2 separate regions of the Homo sapiens genome follow, and region 1 is linked to region 2. A link is an interaction called in ENCODE POLR2A ChIA-PET data of the cell type or tissue named here. Cell type or tissue: GM12878. All regions are shown on one strand. Each heading gives the region's core, and the rest is flanking DNA. Links, peaks and the distances in the headings are about the cores only.

What was found. Peaks named below come from ENCODE experiments on the same cell type or tissue, not always from the same donor. Only the 100,000 strongest peaks of a DNase experiment are listed, where the experiment ranks them.
Region 1: POLR2A ChIA-PET joins it to region 2 with 10 read pairs; 2 of 35 experiments call an interaction of 5 or more read pairs at or near these places.

The regions. Positions count from the first base shown.
Region 1 is chr3:33,556,820-33,564,819 of GRCh38, forward strand. CLASP2 (cytoplasmic linker associated protein 2) reads right to left here. Exons shown (of 39, transcript NM_001365631.1): 28 at 3,989-4,152; 29 at 2,488-2,566. Among named protein-coding and RNA genes, the nearest start is that of UBP1, 120 kb to the left of the region's middle. In GM12878, for the core only: no CTCF peak of the experiment used is centred there; no DNase peak of the experiment used is centred there.
Region 2 is chr3:33,423,657-33,432,488 of GRCh38, forward strand. It overlaps UBP1 (upstream binding protein 1), which reads right to left. Exons shown (of 16, transcript NM_014517.5): 2 at 1,934-2,085. Among named protein-coding and RNA genes, the nearest start is that of UBP1, 12 kb to the right of the region's middle. RefSeq lists an enhancer at 2,439-2,996. In GM12878, for the core only: no CTCF peak of the experiment used is centred there; no DNase peak of the experiment used is centred there; H3K4me3 peaks cover 2,405 bases; H3K27ac peaks cover 2,584 bases.

The DNA.
Region 1 (8,000 bases), core at 1-8,000, 130 kb after region 2:
AGAAACAATCTGTGATTCCAGTTTCCAGCATAATGTTTTCTAATAGGAAAGTTAATTTTAATTTGTGCATATCTCATTTCAATCTTCGCTTTGTCTTTCTCTTCAAGTCTCCTGCAACTTATTCTCTCTGAACTCAACTATCAACCCCTTATTTTTATTTATTTATTTTTTTGAGACCAAGTCTCACTCTGTCTCCCAAGCTGGAGTGCAGTGGCATGATTTTGGCTCACTGCAACCTCCGCCTCTCCGGTTCAAGTGATTCTCCTGCCTCAGCCTCCCGAGTAGCTGGGACTACAGGTGCCCAACATCACCCCTGGCTAATTTTTGTATTTTCAGTAGAGACAGGGTTTCTCCATGTTGGCCAGGCTGGTCTCAAACTCCTGACCTCAAGTGATCCGCCTGCCTCAGCCTCCCAAAGTGCTGGGATTACAGGTGTGAGCCACGGTGCCCAGCCTCACCCTTACTTCTTAAGCTGGTTTAGACCTTCATTTGCACTGGTTCATGAAACATCTCTATATATATTATCTACTTTTTTCTTTCTTTCCTTTCTCTTTCAATGGACAGGGTCTCACTCTGTCTCTTAAAAAAAGAGGCTCCCAGGCTGGAGTGCAGTGGTGTGATTAGAGCTCACTGTAACCTCACTCCTGGGTTCATGCGATCCTCTTGCCTCACCTCCTGAGTAGCTAGGACTATAGGCATGAACTACCACACCTAGTTAACTCCACATACATTTCAGTAGCACTTGAACACCACTACAGGTACCTATATCATAACTTTTATTACTGTTTAGAGTTTATTATATATTATAGTTAATAATGATAAAATTACAAGCTTTATATTCCCAGGAACACCTAGCACACTGCCTTGGTCATAAAATGAGTTAAAAAATATCTATTAATAATATCAAGTAAATTATTCTTCTGCAGGTCACTTTTCAAAATCAAACAGATGAAATCTCTTTCCCCAAGCAGCTCTAAGAAAACAACATTATATTGAGTGTAAGTTGTGAAAGGAAAATAAAACGGCCTATGCCAAAAGGAAAGTTAAGCTTGGGAACTCAGTCATTCAGAAAACTGACTCCCATTTGTTCATAAACAGACAGCTGCAAGATAGAAGGCTACATAGTTCTTCAGGTGGTCTCCCTCATGCTGACAATGTAAATTAACAGTTTATCTTCACAGGTAGAGGACAACGATGAGACTAGAAATCATCCCCCACTCACCCAGAGACAAATACATTTACTTCTTCCTCTACTCTGTGTTTACTTTCTCTTAGGTAAGATGCAGATTTACTGAGCACGAGATGAATGCCTGACTGTTCCTCTTTCCCCTCAAGCTGGCTCTTTCTCTTTTAAATATTAAAGTCCTCAAAACCCTCTCTGGAAGAATGAACAGGCTTTCTTCTTGTGTCTCTTTCTCCTGGATGCATCCTCAATCTTGGCAAACTAAACCTCTAAATTGATTGAGACTTGTCTCAGACACTTTTCGGTTTACAAAGTCAGCCCTGATAAGAAACATAATTGTGATTCTGAGGCACAATTGCATTCAGAAACTTAAGGGAAAAATCAATCCTGGGCAGTAACGCTTGTAGAAATATATTTCGTGCAGGATAGAGCAGAAAAATATAGGACTCGTATAAGCACATATGCTTGTTATTTCCCTGACTTTAATCTCATTTAATAAAACTCACTAAAAAAAAAAAACCTTTAGCAAAGAATTCAGGAGCTATTCTTTTACATTTTTTCTTTTATGTAAAATTTAATAATCACTTTAAATCACAAATTGGAATCCATTTAGTTTTCATATTAACTGAAAAATGTGTGTATATAACAAACGAGAAAGTTAATTATAACTCCAAATGTTATGCATACATCAGAAAAAAAAAGAAAGTTACTATTTCAGTTAAGGATAATTGAAGAAAGGGACTGAGATTAAATTTAAAAAATTTTGCTTAGTTAATACATAGGCAAAACTGACATTTTGCCTAAAATACCCGTTAAAATGCCTGACACTTAAAAAAAAAAAAAGTAATGGGAAATCACAAACATAAAATTAGATAAGACTTTATAGAGTGAGTTTGCATTACCAGCTTAGGGTTAGATGGCAATAATGTGATGCCTTCCAAACGTGTATCACCATTAAGTTTCTCCAAAAGACTTAGAGTCTGGCATTGCATTTAAATAACATTTGAAATCAAATGTGTGCATGCGTAAAAGGCTTACAAAGGTTAGTAGTTGAATACAGATGCAAACACTGCAGAGAGTTAAGAAAAGAAATAATGCAGATGAAAACAAAAACAATAAAACCTTGGAGCTCCAAAAAGAGTGAAGCTGGTCCCGAAGTGCTGGCTTGACTGTCTGAAAGTTTATAAAAACAAAACCCACTGATTGAACAGCTTCTCATGTGACAGAAATACAAATATCAACATAACTTTATTAATAAATACTTCAATTCTTTATAATGTCTTCAAAAGATCTCAAAGTTTTACCTTTAAGCTTGGTGTCTGGGTCTGATCAACTGTAAATCTCATTAGAATATTGAACTGAAGATCATTTGGAAAAGACTCTCTGAAACAAGAACAAAGCAAAACGAAACAAAAATTTAGTTAGCAAGTACGCATGTAACAGCAAAAGACTATGCTTAATACCAAAACATAATGTCATCCAAAAAACATCCATGAAGTAGTATCTGCATGTGGTATAAACTACCTGGTATAGTATACAATAAATGCATCCTCAGAAGAATATGAACATCTGAATTTGTACTCAGTACAGGGTTAAAAAGTAACTCTACAGGCCGGGAGCGGTGGCTCACGCTTGTATTCCCAGTACTTTGGGAGGCTGAGGCGGGCGGATCACCCGAGGTCAGGAGTTCGAGACCAGCGTGACCAACATGGAGAAACCCCGTCTCTATTAAAAATACAAAATTAGCCAGGCATGGTGGCGCATGTCTGTAATCTCAGCTACTCGGGAGGCTGAGGCAGGAGAATCGCTTGAACCCAGGAGGCAGAGGTTGCAGTGAGCCGAGATTGCGCCATTGCACTCCAGCATGGGCAACAAGAGTGAAACTCCCTCTCAAAGAAAAAAAAAGCAACACTATAGGAAATAATAGTCTATCTTGCCTCAACTATAGATTTAATCAGAAAAATGTATTCAGTAAAAAGTTTAACATTCTTAGAAATGTTTCTCTATACCTAAAATCTGAATTCTGACTCACCTCAACCTAGTAAACAGATATTTGAAATAAGTGACTTCAACAATCTACACAAGAAAGTAGAAATATATCATTGGTTCAAAACCTTCTGAAAAGAGATTTAGAATATTTAAATGCATAATAAAACGTTGTTTAAATACACAGAAAATACTTTTTATAGTAGACTAAATAAAATCTTCAATCTTCAACCTTACTTCGCTGATACTTCTTTTTTTTTTTTCTTTTTTTTGAGACAGAGTCTCGCTCTGTTGCCCACGCTGGAGTGCAGTGGTGCAATCTCGGCTCACTGCAACCTCCACCTCCCAGGTTCAAGCGATTCTCCTTCCTCAGCCTCTGGAGTAGCTGAGATTACAGGTGCCTGCCACCATGCCTGGCTAATTTTTGTATTTTTAGTAGAGATATGGTTTCACCATGTTGACCAGGCTGGTCTCGAACTCCTGACCTCAAGTGATCTGCCTGCCTCAGCCTCCCAAAGTACTAGGATTACAGGTGTGAGCCACCATGCCCAGCTGCTGATACATCAATTAAGATAAAATACCACCTTGAACTACTCAACCAATATTAATACAATTTTTATAAAAAAAAATGCAGGGCTTGACCTAGGGAAAAATGTTGCTTTAAATATACAATATGAATGGGCATAATTAACAATCTTCAAACGGAATCCATGCAGTCTAAATTGTTCAAAGGGACCCAGAAATCTGAACTATTAACACAGGGGTTAGATATTCCTAGTTATTATCAGGTTAACTTGAAATATATGAAAAAAATATTACCTTGTAACATCAAGGGCTTTCTGAACTTTTGCCTGAACAGATCCAAGCAAATCAGCACCCATTTTTTTTAGTAGTTGTGTCAGCAGTACAAACAACCAATCTTGAAGATCATCTTTGTGGACTTGTATGAAATCCACTAGAGTCTCCAAAAACATGCTGAATACCTACAGTTGATAAAGGGGAGAGGTAGGGAGAAAAAAAGAGGAAATATTGACCTCTATGTTCAATTCAAAGCGAATACAGAAAGGAACACAGGAATCAGAGGCACAGCGATTGGCAGCCAAGCGGAAAAACAATCTCTCTTGCTTTTCATTGGACTCTGTGATACAAGAGTACCTTTGAACTGTTATCCAACTTCTGCAGAAGTTCGACAATTAGCTACTCCATGCAGCATCACTTGGTAAAGAAAGTTTGGCCATAATGGCTGGCACACCTAATGTTATCAATGATGCCACAGCTTAAACTGGGTAAAGTGAAATCTGTTTTGTGTAAAATGTAGGGGAAAAAAACTATAGTTTCAGTAACTCTCAGCTTTTCTGAAGAGTGGCACTGAGTAAATGAGAAGATGACTACAATGACCTTAAAGTATAAAATTTATCTGGCATAATAGACTAATTAGAGAATCCTCAGATTTCTCAAAATGACAATTGTCACAAATAATTTGGTATGGGATGTATTATTTATTAAAACTGCCTCAATGGTAATTTTAAATGATTTAACTGTAACTGCATCTAAAATAAATCCAAGATGAATGTCTACATTTAAATTTCAGTGATTTTTAAAAAGTCCTAGATGGCATACTATTAGTCTCCATACCCATTTATGGGTTTTTTACTTACTTCCAATATTAATCTATTTGTTTTAACATTTTTATAAGGTAGAAAAAAATTATTATAGTGAAGGGAAGCTAATGTTTATAAGTGATGTAGCTCATTAAAATACTTATGAAAAGTGACCTTTATCAAGGCTGTATCTCTTTATAAGATAGTCAACACCATAATGGAAAATTAGTTTCTAGATAAAGAAGAAAAAACTGTCAGCCATAATGTATTACTGGACAAATCATAATAAACATTTTGATCACAGATTAAAAACTATGGGTTAAAAAAACTTAAAATTATTAACTTTTCAAGTTAATCTCAAAAAGTAAATATGATAATTTGAGAACTAAGAGTTTTGCTCTCAATGCATATTTTATTTCTTGAATTCCCTTCATACAGTTATAGATGAACTCTTTTTTTTCTTTAGAAATGAAGGATTTTCTTTATCAGAATTATAATTAAGCTTCAACATTTAAACTGAGTTAAAAATAAAAATATACTTTAGCTATTTGCTTAAGACGCTGTATACCTGTAACAGCAGAAACTATAATTAAATTTTTGAGTATTCTCTGGTCCCCAGACAGTGTGTGCTTCAACACTGTTCCTACTCACAGTGTGGATTCCTTTAACTCTCATTCCACCACTACCCCCATAATCCCCCAAGAACTTGGATTCTCTTAGATTCCAAACTTGGCCAACTGCTTCATTAAACTGTCTCTGGCCTTCTCCTGAGGGCCAGGAATATTGTCAAGGAGCTTCACTAGACATAGTCTATGACAAATGCATGTAACTAATCTGGTACTCATTCTTACTGTTACCTAGCAAATCTGTTCAGTCATGTGCTGGCATCAGTTTGCACCTGTCTAGAGAGTCAATTGTTAAATATTCAGGAATCTTGTGAAGTGGTTGGTAGCTTGAAATCTACCACGGGATAGGAGTATTTACATCTCAGAAATGGGCAAACACTACATATCAGAGCTTCCTGCCTCTCCCCCAAAGCTCATTTACTAGGACACCATTGTCCTATTCTTTGGTTCACTTTCACCCTTGTTTCAACACTTGTCTATGCTCCTGAAGATTACAACCTCTAGCTTTCCTATATGAAAATCCATTCTGAAAATCACAGACATTAGAATGCCTAGGTCAACCTCCTATTTTATGGATGAGGAAACAGGGAAGCAGAGAATTACATGACCTGCCCAATGTTTCACAGATGGTTAATAGCTAGGCCAGGACTTAAAGCTAGGTCACTTGGTTTTCAGTTGTGCTCTATCCACTCTATTACCAGATGACCTAACTTATCTTCATTATTGTCATTCAACATGAAATTCTCCATTGACTCTTCCCTCAATTTGATTTCCTCTATACCTATCCTTCTAATTTATCCAAGAAAGAAGTGATTTTCTTCATTTTATGGCTAATCTTTCTACTTTATATTCCTGCTCTCTAAAACATGGTCTCCTCTACTATCTTTACTCTTTTTATTCTCTACCGAAATCCTTTGCTTACAGATGCAGAAGTCATCTCAAGAAATTATCTCTCTGCTTCCATCCTATTGCTCCCACCAATTACTTTCTAATCATGATGTATAATAGCTTCTTCATTAAGTTTAGTATGTTTGGCCGTTCTGTAACTTGACACTGCTTTCCTCTTACTTCCCTTCTTTCTGGTTGCCAGGAATTCTCCTTTTGCATGTCTTCATCCTGATTCTCTTTTCATCATAAGTGTGACCTACTTGACACAGTCTCTCTGATCTATCCCATGAGGCCTTTTTCCTGGCCTTCTCCAAATCTGTTTACCACACCATCACTAAAGGCACCAAGCATTTCTGACCTCAGGTCTGGATTTCTGTAGTAGCCTGACTTTAGTTTTATATTTCCTGTATACCAGGGTTCAGTAAACCATTTTTGTAACAGGCCAGATAGTAAATATCCTAGGGCTTTGCAAGCCATATGGTCTCTATCACAACTACTCAACTTTGCCATTTAGCACAGCCACTGACACCACATAAACAAATAAGCATGGCCGTGTGTCAATATAACTTTATTCACAAAAACAGGCAGCAGGGAAGATGTGGCCTGCAGGCTGTAGTTTGTCAACTCATGTCTCTTTGTTACCATCAGATTGTGATATGACTCTTTGGATGGAAACAAAATCCTTTACTGTTCCTTCACTGTCTGTAAGATAATGTCTAAAATACCTGGACAAGTTTCTAACTCCAAACTGATCTTGGGCTATCTGGAAACATAAACTCTTTATCCTTGAACACACCTCATATATCCACCCTGATTTCCTAACACATCCCCACTCCATTCATTTACACACAGTATGTGACTCTCTATAGAATTTACTATTCAAGTCCTAGTCAAGAAACTTCTTGGATTGCAAGTCAGGGCCACTGATCTTCCTGACTTAGAACTCACAGAGGGGCAAACTATTTATGGTGCTATTTAGCTTTTTCTGTATTTATGTTATTTTCCCATCTCTAACACATACCATTTGAAAATAAAGACTATATTTTTATACAGTCTTGTGTGTCACCAATTAGAACTAGAACCAGGCTTAAGGTTATCAGAGGCTGAGAACCCAATAAAAAGTTTATCAATGAAATCAAGTGAAATTTACCCTCTAATTGGTAGCCAACCCTTTTTCTTCAATGCAAGGGAAGACCTTCCCTTTAGTCTAGCCAAGATTAACTTCTTTTTATTTCCTATAAACTTTCTAGCATCTCCCACTTCTTTTTCTGGACTCAGGCTAGCTACTTCGAATAAGCCCTTTATTCTCACTCTGACATATCCAAAGCTTATGTTCTATTAAGATCTGAGATGCCATTTTCTTCAAGAAGACTTCTCTGAGTTTCCTAAGTAGAAATTTGTTTTGATTATATAAAATGTGAGTAGCTAAATAAAAATGTGGACATGTTATTTGCTGTACTCTACATAAGAAATTGTACTATTTTAAAAATTTTGTTATCACTTTTGAGACAGAGTCTCACTCTGTCACCCAGTCTGCAGTACAGTGGCACGATCATGGTACACTGCAGCCTCAAACTTCTGGGCTTAAGCAATCTTCCCACCTCAGCCTCCTGAGTAGGTAGGGCTACAGGCATGCACCATCATGTCCAGTTAATTTTTTTAGTTTTGTAGAGATGGGGTCTACCTTTGTTGTCCAGGTTAGTCTTGAACTCCTGG
Region 2 (8,832 bases), core at 404-8,403:
TGCACATTACTGTAATACTTCAAAAAAATTTTGTTAAAACCTAAGCTTTCCAAATGGACACTGAGCAAGGTAATTAACTGCTCTAAGTTTAATCTATAAATGAATAAATCTCTCCTAGAGTTACTGTGAGAACTGAATAAGGTTAACACATGTATTTAGTACAATGCTAGATGCACAGTATCAATTAATGTCAGTCTACTATATCACTACTACAGATGGTGGATTATGACTTTTATCGATATGAAATATCTTTATCTGGTTTAAGAACAACCATGATAAATTATGGGCATTCCCCCAGGCCAATAAATGCACATCCTACATGTTGCTTTAAACAGGGTGTATATGTGTACTAATTCATTCCATGGTATGTATGTAACAGAACTTAATCGACTATTCCACAAGTAAGGAAAATTCAGGTTATTTCCTTTTTTATCTTTAGAAATAAAGTTACAGTGAATATCCTTGCCCCTACATTGTTTCTTCTGTTATTTTTATGTCTACAACAGATTACCAAATAAGTTATTAAGGTTCTTTCAAATATAAAACTTAACTCTCAAATAAGTGATTGCCTATCCAAACACTAAATATAAAAACAAACAGGGAATTGTCACAAGTGCCAGAGACAGGACTACCTGAAGGTAAAACCTTATAGATTCTAAACTTATATATCAAATGAAAAGGTAGAAATAAGTTATTCTTCCACATTTCAGATTAATCACATGTAAAAGTCTAAAATCTATTGCTCTTTCCAAAACTTCGAGTAAAAATTCTATTTAATGACAGAAAAATAAACACTATATACTCAAGTGAACAGATGTATAATTCTAATTTTTTGAAAGAAAATGTATATACATTCAAGAAACAGACCAAAAATATTAGTCAATTTTTGGCATTATCCCTTCACATATTTCCCAGTTTTTCTACAATGAGCATATAACAGTAAAAATGTTCAAAAAATTGTTTAAAATCAGAATTCAACCTGCTTTCAGTATATGTATCCAACAAATTAATTCCTGCATTCAAAATACTTTTGTTTACAGGGGTAAGTCACATCAGCCTGTGCCCAAACTGCAAAGGGCAAACTCTCCTCTTTCCAAAGATAAACTCGGCCGGGTGCAATGGCTCACGCCTGTAATCCCAGCACTTTGGGATGCCGAGGCAGGCGGATCACTTAAGGTCAGGAGTCTGAGACTAGCCTGGCCAACATGGTGAAACCCTGTCTACTAAAATTACACAAAATTAGCTGGGTGTGATGGTGTGTGCCTGTAATCCCAGCTACTTGGGAGGCTGAGGCACGAGAATTGCTTTAACCTGGGGGGCGGAGGTTGCAGTGTGCCGAGATTGCGCCACTGCACTCCAGCCTGGGCGATAGAGCAAAACTCAGTCTCAAAAAAAAAAAGGTAAACTACCCCCACATCTCTATTTTCCCTCCTTCCCCACCAACCCTTTCATATCACTGAAATGTAACACTCTGACATAAACTACAAACAAGATATAGGGGATAAAATTTGATGTTTATTTAGCCACAGACTCCATCCTGGTGCAGCTTAAGTCTATTTTCAGCACAGAACTGCTTCATGTTCAAAATCCAGGTTCCTTGCTAGCTGGACTTCTGATTCATTCTCAAGTTCCATATTGAAATCACTGTCCCTAAAAATAACTGACTTCCTTTCCTACTTGCTAGTCCTTTGGATTATGTCTTAAAAATCCTGTAATAAATCTTCCTCCTCAGACCCTCTTTAATGCAAATCAGTTTACACAAACTGTACTTCAGCTGCTCACAGTAAAATTCCTACAATTTTCATTAAGTTGTAAAATTTAAGAAAAAGAACCTAATTTTTAATTATTACCAATAATCTAGGCTACAATGCCAAAATATTATTTTGTATTTCTGTAAATTCTTACATGTCAAATGTGACATAACCACACTAACCTTGGTTCAAATAAGTAAGCGTTTCATCATGCAGTTTTACTGCTGGTGACGTTGCAGCACACATCACATACTGAAAGGGTGGGTGCTCTGTTTCACCATCCAATGGAAGGCTGGAATCTTCCTGCTTGAAAATGGGCAATGCCAAGACATCACTGAAAAGCAAAAAATCAACACTGACCTTACTTTGGGTTTGAAATATTTGTCTACAGCCATATCATCCTGAATGCACCCAATCTTGTCTGAAATATTTAAAAGCATATAAACATTTAGGGATAGTTTTTTTTTTAAGATCAGAAATTATATGTAGAATAAAAGAACTATGAATGCTATGTGGTTCATCTAAAGGATGGCATTAACAACCCCTATCTCGGGGTGGGAAGTGGGGGAGGGCGGCAGGGCAGCTCTGAATATATATATATATATATATATATATATATATATATATATATAGCACTTTAAAAACTTCTTTTAAAACTTTAAGGTCCAGATTCTTTCTATAAAAAAAAAGCAAGTCAAGAGTACCTAGCTACTTGATTTGAAAGGCAAGAAATAATACTGCTGCCAAAGGTAGGTCACACTTGACACCATAGAATTACAAAGAAGCATCTGATTAAAATGGGGTTTTACAAAAAGTTCCCTGCTGTGCCTTGGCAAGTGTTAAGAACATGAAGCTTCATGCCTAATCTAAAACAATGGCTCCTACTGAGAGGTAAACAGGAGCAGCAGCAGTCGCAGCAGCTGCTATTCTCCCCCTAAGAATAACCTGGGGCACTGATTGGGAGAATGATGAGGGGTCTTCTGGGACACTGTTTTTATTGGATGTTGTTTGGTTTTAACAGCTTTATTGAAATATAATTTACATATCATAAAGTCACCCTTTTAAAGTCTGAAATTCAGTGGTTTTAAGTATATTCACATCATCAGTATCTAATTCTTGAATTCCAAAATATTTTCTCCCCTCAAAAAGAAATCCCATACCCATTAGTAGTCACTCACCATACTATCCCAGACCCACTCAGCCCCTGGCACCCACTGATTTGTTTTCTATCTCTACGGATTTGCTATTTGGGACATTTAAATGGAATCATATGACTATGTGGTCTTTTGTGACTGGCTTCTTTCACTTAGCATGTTTCATGGACCATCCGTGTTCTAACATGTACCAATGCTTCATTCTTTTTAATGGCTCCATTCCATTGTATAGGCATACCGTATTCTGTATCCATTCAGATGATGGCCATCTGGGTGGTTTCCATTTTTTAGCAATTATGAATCATGCTGCTATGAACACTTTTCTATGTTTTTGTGTAGATAAATTCTGCTAAGTATACACCTGGAACTGGAATTACTGGATCACATGGTAACTCTGTTTAACTTTATTTTACTTATTTTATTGGAGACAAAGTCTCACTTTGTCACCCAGGCTGGAGTGCAGTGGTGGTATCTTGGCTCACCACAACCTCTGACTCCTGGGCTCAAGTCATTCTCATGCTTCCGCCTCCCAAGTAGCTGGGATTAGAGGCATGTGCCACCACACCCAGGTAATTGTATTTTTAGTAGAGACAGGGTTTCGCCATGTAGGCCAGACTAGTCTCAAACTCCTGGCCTCAAGTGATCCGCCCGCCTCAGCCTCCCAAAGTGCTGGGATTATAGGCGTGAGCCATCACGCCCCGCCTCTGTTTAACTTTCTGAGCAACTGCCAAGCTGTTTTTCAAAGTGGTTGCAATAATTTTACATTTCCCCTATTAATGTATGGAAGGTGATTATTTGTTTTTGAGATAATTATCTGAGCTGTACGTTTGTATCTTAACTTTTCTATACTCATTCTTCAATAAAAAGTAAAATGATAATAACAGCAACAACAAAACATCAAATGAATAACTACTGTATCAACACCAATAATAGGGACTTGTCTGAACTGCTTATTTTCTCTTTTTTTCCTACAAGCTGTTCACTAAGATACTTGGGTAGCCAGGTCAATTCAATTCAATTCAAAAACAGAATGTGAAAACAAGTGAAATGGGACGGAAACCCTGGGAGAGAACGTTATCCCACCAGTAGTCCCTACTCCCCCCATGCATTTCTATTAAAGCACTGTGCTGATTTTCAAAGATACTAACTATCCACTAATTCTCCCTCTCTTATTTATACCCAGGAATTGTCAAAACACTCCTACGTACACAAGTAATAACCAAGGATCACACGGTTAGCAATGGTCCCAACACTCCCACAGAGTTCTCTCAACACCTTGACCTAGGGATTTTGCCCCACCTAAGCTCCTGCCTTGGGGGCAGATATAAAAACTTTTCAGAAGACTTCAGGCCAGGAGCAGTGACTCACACCTATAATTCCAGCACTTTGGAAGGCTGAGGTGGGTGATCACCTGAGGTCAGGAGTTCGAGACATGGCGGGGGAAACCCCGTCTCTACTAAAAATACAAAAATTAGCTGGGCGTAGTGGGGCACGCCTGTAGTCCCAGCTACTTGGAAGGCTGAGGCAAGAGAATTGCCTGAACCTGGGAGTCGGAGGTTGCAGTGAGCTGAGATCGTGACACTGCACTCCAGCCTCAGTGACAGAGCGAGATTCCATCTCAAAAAAAAAAAAAAAAAAAAAAGAATCAGATCACCTCTTTATAAAAATCAGTCATAACAGTCAAATTGGCTCCAGGGAAGATAAAAATATATACTGCATTTTGTGTATATGTAAGCATTTAAAACCCTCTCAGAGAGAAAGAAAACAAGAATGAGAGTTGTGACTCAGAACCATTAATTATACCGAAAAATAACACAGGGAATAATTTTAACATTTCAATGCTAACTGCTTGGGTTGATCATTAGATACAGATCATCAAAATAAGATGTATAACTGCATGAGAATGGCTTTTTTTAATAAATTGTCACATATGGAAGACAATTTTATATGCTTCAGATCCTAGAAGACAACCACTTTTTTATTCACTTGGTTATAGTCTCCATGATCCACACAGAAAATACTATGCTCATGGTAAGTGCTAAACGACTCCTGAACAAACATATAAACATGTAAAGATTATTTGCTATTGAATTTCCAATTAATTTTTTACTTAATTAGAAAGAAAATGCCTTCCAGTCAACACAGCAACCAGTGATCCTTTTCAAACAGAAGTTAAACCATTTCAATTCTCTGAATCCTTACATCAGCTCACTTTCAACCAAAGTCCTTACGAAATCCTACGTCTCAAAAAAAAAAAAAAAAAAGCCCTACGCAACCTGCTCTTCAACCCCTCTTCTCGTCACCCTCATTCCCCCTGCTCCAACTACCCCGGCCTCCTGATTCTACTCTTCTACTGGATATCCTAATGGCTCATTTCATTCAAATGTCATCTTTTCAGTGACAACATGACACTGGAGTCCTCCCACCCACACTCCCAATTTCCCTACCCTAGCTCTATACACAGCTCTTACCACTTTCCAAAAATATACATGACTTACTAACTTTGTATCTGCTATAAGCACGTAACTCCAAATACGTGTTTCTTCAATGACTGATGCCAGCATCTAGCACAAAGGAGCTCAAATACTTGCTAAATCAATGAACTGATTGCTGCATTAATAATCAACCAATTAGTATTAAGATTGAAAACTAGGTCTCCAGACAAGATTATAATTTCTACTATGTTGAAAGTCCTAAAACCTTGATGGTTTTTGTAATCCCATAAATGGAAACAGACTTTTGAGTACTAAAGACAGAATGTTAAACGGAACTAAAAGTAGGGTGTTTCTTTATTTTTTTTTTTTTAAGACAGGGTCTGGCTCTGTCTCCCAGGCTGGAGTGCAGTGGCATGATCATGGCTCACTACAGCCTCAACCTCCCACCTCAACCTCCCAAGTAGCTAGTATTACAGGCTTGTACCACCATGCCTGGCTAATGTTTGTATTTTTAGTAGAGTGGGGTTTCCCCATGTTGGCCAGGCTGATTTTGAACTCCTGGCCTCAAGTGATCCACCCACCTCGGCCTCCTAAAGTGCTGGGATTACAGGCATGAGCCACTGCACCAGGCCCAAATGATGCATTTTAGAAGGCAAAACTGAAAGATCTACATGTTGGTAAATTTTAATGTAGCTTAGCACCAAAAATCAGGATGCTAAAAAAGACTTGGAAATCACAACAAGCTTGATCAAATGAAGTATAAAAATCTACTAGGACATCTAAAAATCCAGCAATGTAAGCTGCCTTCAGGGAGGACAAATGAATGACTGCAAGACCCTAGTGTGAGGCAGAGACTGCACTGTACACCCTCTCATAGCCTTTGAAAATAATTATGTGAATGTACTGATTTTCAAAAACAGTGAAAATTTGAATTTTTCTTAAGGACAAGATAGATAAAACATATATGGAAGCTAAATGAGAATTCTAAAGAGACATGAAAGAAACAAAATAGAAAAAACAACATAGAGAACTGTTTAGTAATGGCAGGCTAAGTAATTTAAATGAACCTATACCCCATCCACCCTCACTGAGGATAGGGGGGAAAAAAGTTGTCAGAGAACACATATATTCTTGAAAGTATTAAAGAACTAACAAGATAAAGAAACAGGCTGAAATCTGAAAAAGTGCAGTAAGTCCAAGCAAGCCTAGAACTGAAAGTGGCTTTTACCTACCCAAACTGAGGAAAGAACTGCAAAGCTGTACTGTAGTTTTAGTGGCCTTGTGGGTGTAGGATACAGCCATCCACATTAAACTGGAATGAGAACAACTAGATGCTCAGGGTAAGGGTGAAGGGAAAGTACTGGTTAGCTTCTCCAGCCTGGTCCGGGGAACCACTGACAGGTAGGGCTCCCAGGGGTCTGACAAGCAAGTGAAAAGACTTAGGCATCAAATTATTCCAAGTAATTCTGAAATGCCAGTACACCAAAATAACCAGGCATAAAAGGACAAACAAGACTCTAGAAGCAAAAACCAACAGCAAAAACAACAGATGACATATATCCAGTTCCAGATTTTGTCTGCTGGTATTCAGATCTTTTCTGCCTCTACTGCAGAAGGTTAGAAGCCTGAAAACTACATATAGAAGAATTCTTGCTAGACAGTCTTGTCAGGCTCTCCAAAGGCAAACACTGGCGGAAAATTGAAAGAGCGGGAAAGGGAAAAGCCAGATGCAAAAACAGGCAACCACACGGAATGCAGCTGCGGAAAATTTCAGGGGATCAGCAGCCATGCCTCCAGCAACAAGCCCAAGAACAACCAGGTAACATGGCCTCCTCCTCCAACCCTTCCAGCTCCTTTGCAATCAAATACTTCACTAAATCCCTCTCTGCTTGAGACATCTCACTGATTTCTATTTTCCTGACTGGACACAGACCACCAGAGATTTCAGATGCTGGAATTATCAGATCCAAATTATAAAATCGTACTTACTCTATTTAAAGAAATAAAAGAAAAGCCTGAAAGTATCTGGAAGGAACAGGAAACTTTAAAGGACAGCAAAACTGAAAAAGAGCAAAAAGAACTTCTAGAACTGGAAAATAAAACTGTCCAAATTAAGAACTCAGGTTTAATAGCAGCTCAGACAGAAGTGAAGACTGAATTAGGAGACTGGAATGCTGGAATATAGGTAAAAAGAAGTTATTCAGAAAGCAGCACAGAGAGGAAAATGAAGAAGTTAAGAAGGGACCAAGTGAGAAGATTTTGCATTAAATTCAAGTCTCAGCAAAGAACGGAATAGGGGCAAAAACTGAAGACAGGAAGGCTGAGCAAATTCTAGAACTGGTGAAATATACCAATTCATGGATTCAAGAAGCCCAAATGACCAAACCAGAATAAATAAGAAATACACACCTAAATACACCATAGAAAAACTCACAAGCCAGTACAGCATATGAAAGTTCCGCCGGGTGCAGTGGCTCACACCTGTAATCCCAGCACTTTGGGAGACTGAGGCGGGCGGATCATTACATCAGGAGTTCAAGACCAGCCTATCCAATATGGTGAAACCCTGTCTCTACTAAAAAACTACAAAAAAATTATCTGGGCATGGTGGCACACGTCTGTAGTCCCAGCTACTCAGGAGGCTGAAGCAGGAGAATTGCTTGAATCTGGAAGGCAGAGGTTGCAGTAAGCCAAGATTGCGCCACTGCACTCCAGCCTGGGCGACAGAGTGAGACTCCGTCTCAAAGAAAAAAAAAAAAAACGAAAAAAGACAGCTCCATTTTCCCAGTAAATAACTAAGGGAATCAGTTGAAAATAGGCATGGCAAGGATGAGTTGTGAGGCTGAGGAGGTGTCATTAAGCTTTCTAGATGAGTAGGGGAGGAAATGGATGAGAATGTTATGGTATAAACTACAGAGCAGCAGGAAAGACATACTTGACAGCCAAGGTCATGAACCAACCACTATTAACAAAATCTGAATACTCTCATATCCATTAAATAAATTACATGTATAGTCAAACATTTACTCATCCAAAGAAAGTTAAAACTGGCTGGGTGCAGTGGCTCACACCTGTAATCTCAACACTTTGGGAGGCCGAGACAGGCGGACTGCTTGAGCCCAGAGACCAGCCTGGGTAACATGGTGAAACCCCGTCTCTACAAAAAATAGCAAAAAAATTAGCCAGGCATGGTGGCGCATACTCATAAACTCAGCTACTAGGGAGGCAGAGGTAGGAGAATTACCTGAGCCTAGGAAGTCGAGGCTGCAGTGAGCCATGATTGCACCACTGCACTTCAGCCTGGGTAACACAGTGTGACCCTCTTCTGGCTAAGTTCTCTGTTTTGGCAAAGTTTTTTAATTTAAAAAAATTTTTTGGTTAAAACACAATGGTTTGTAATTGTTATTCTAAATAAATTTTTTAATGTTTTCAAATTTCTTGATACTTTCACATTATGAAGTTACTACAACATATACAGCATCCTATTTATAT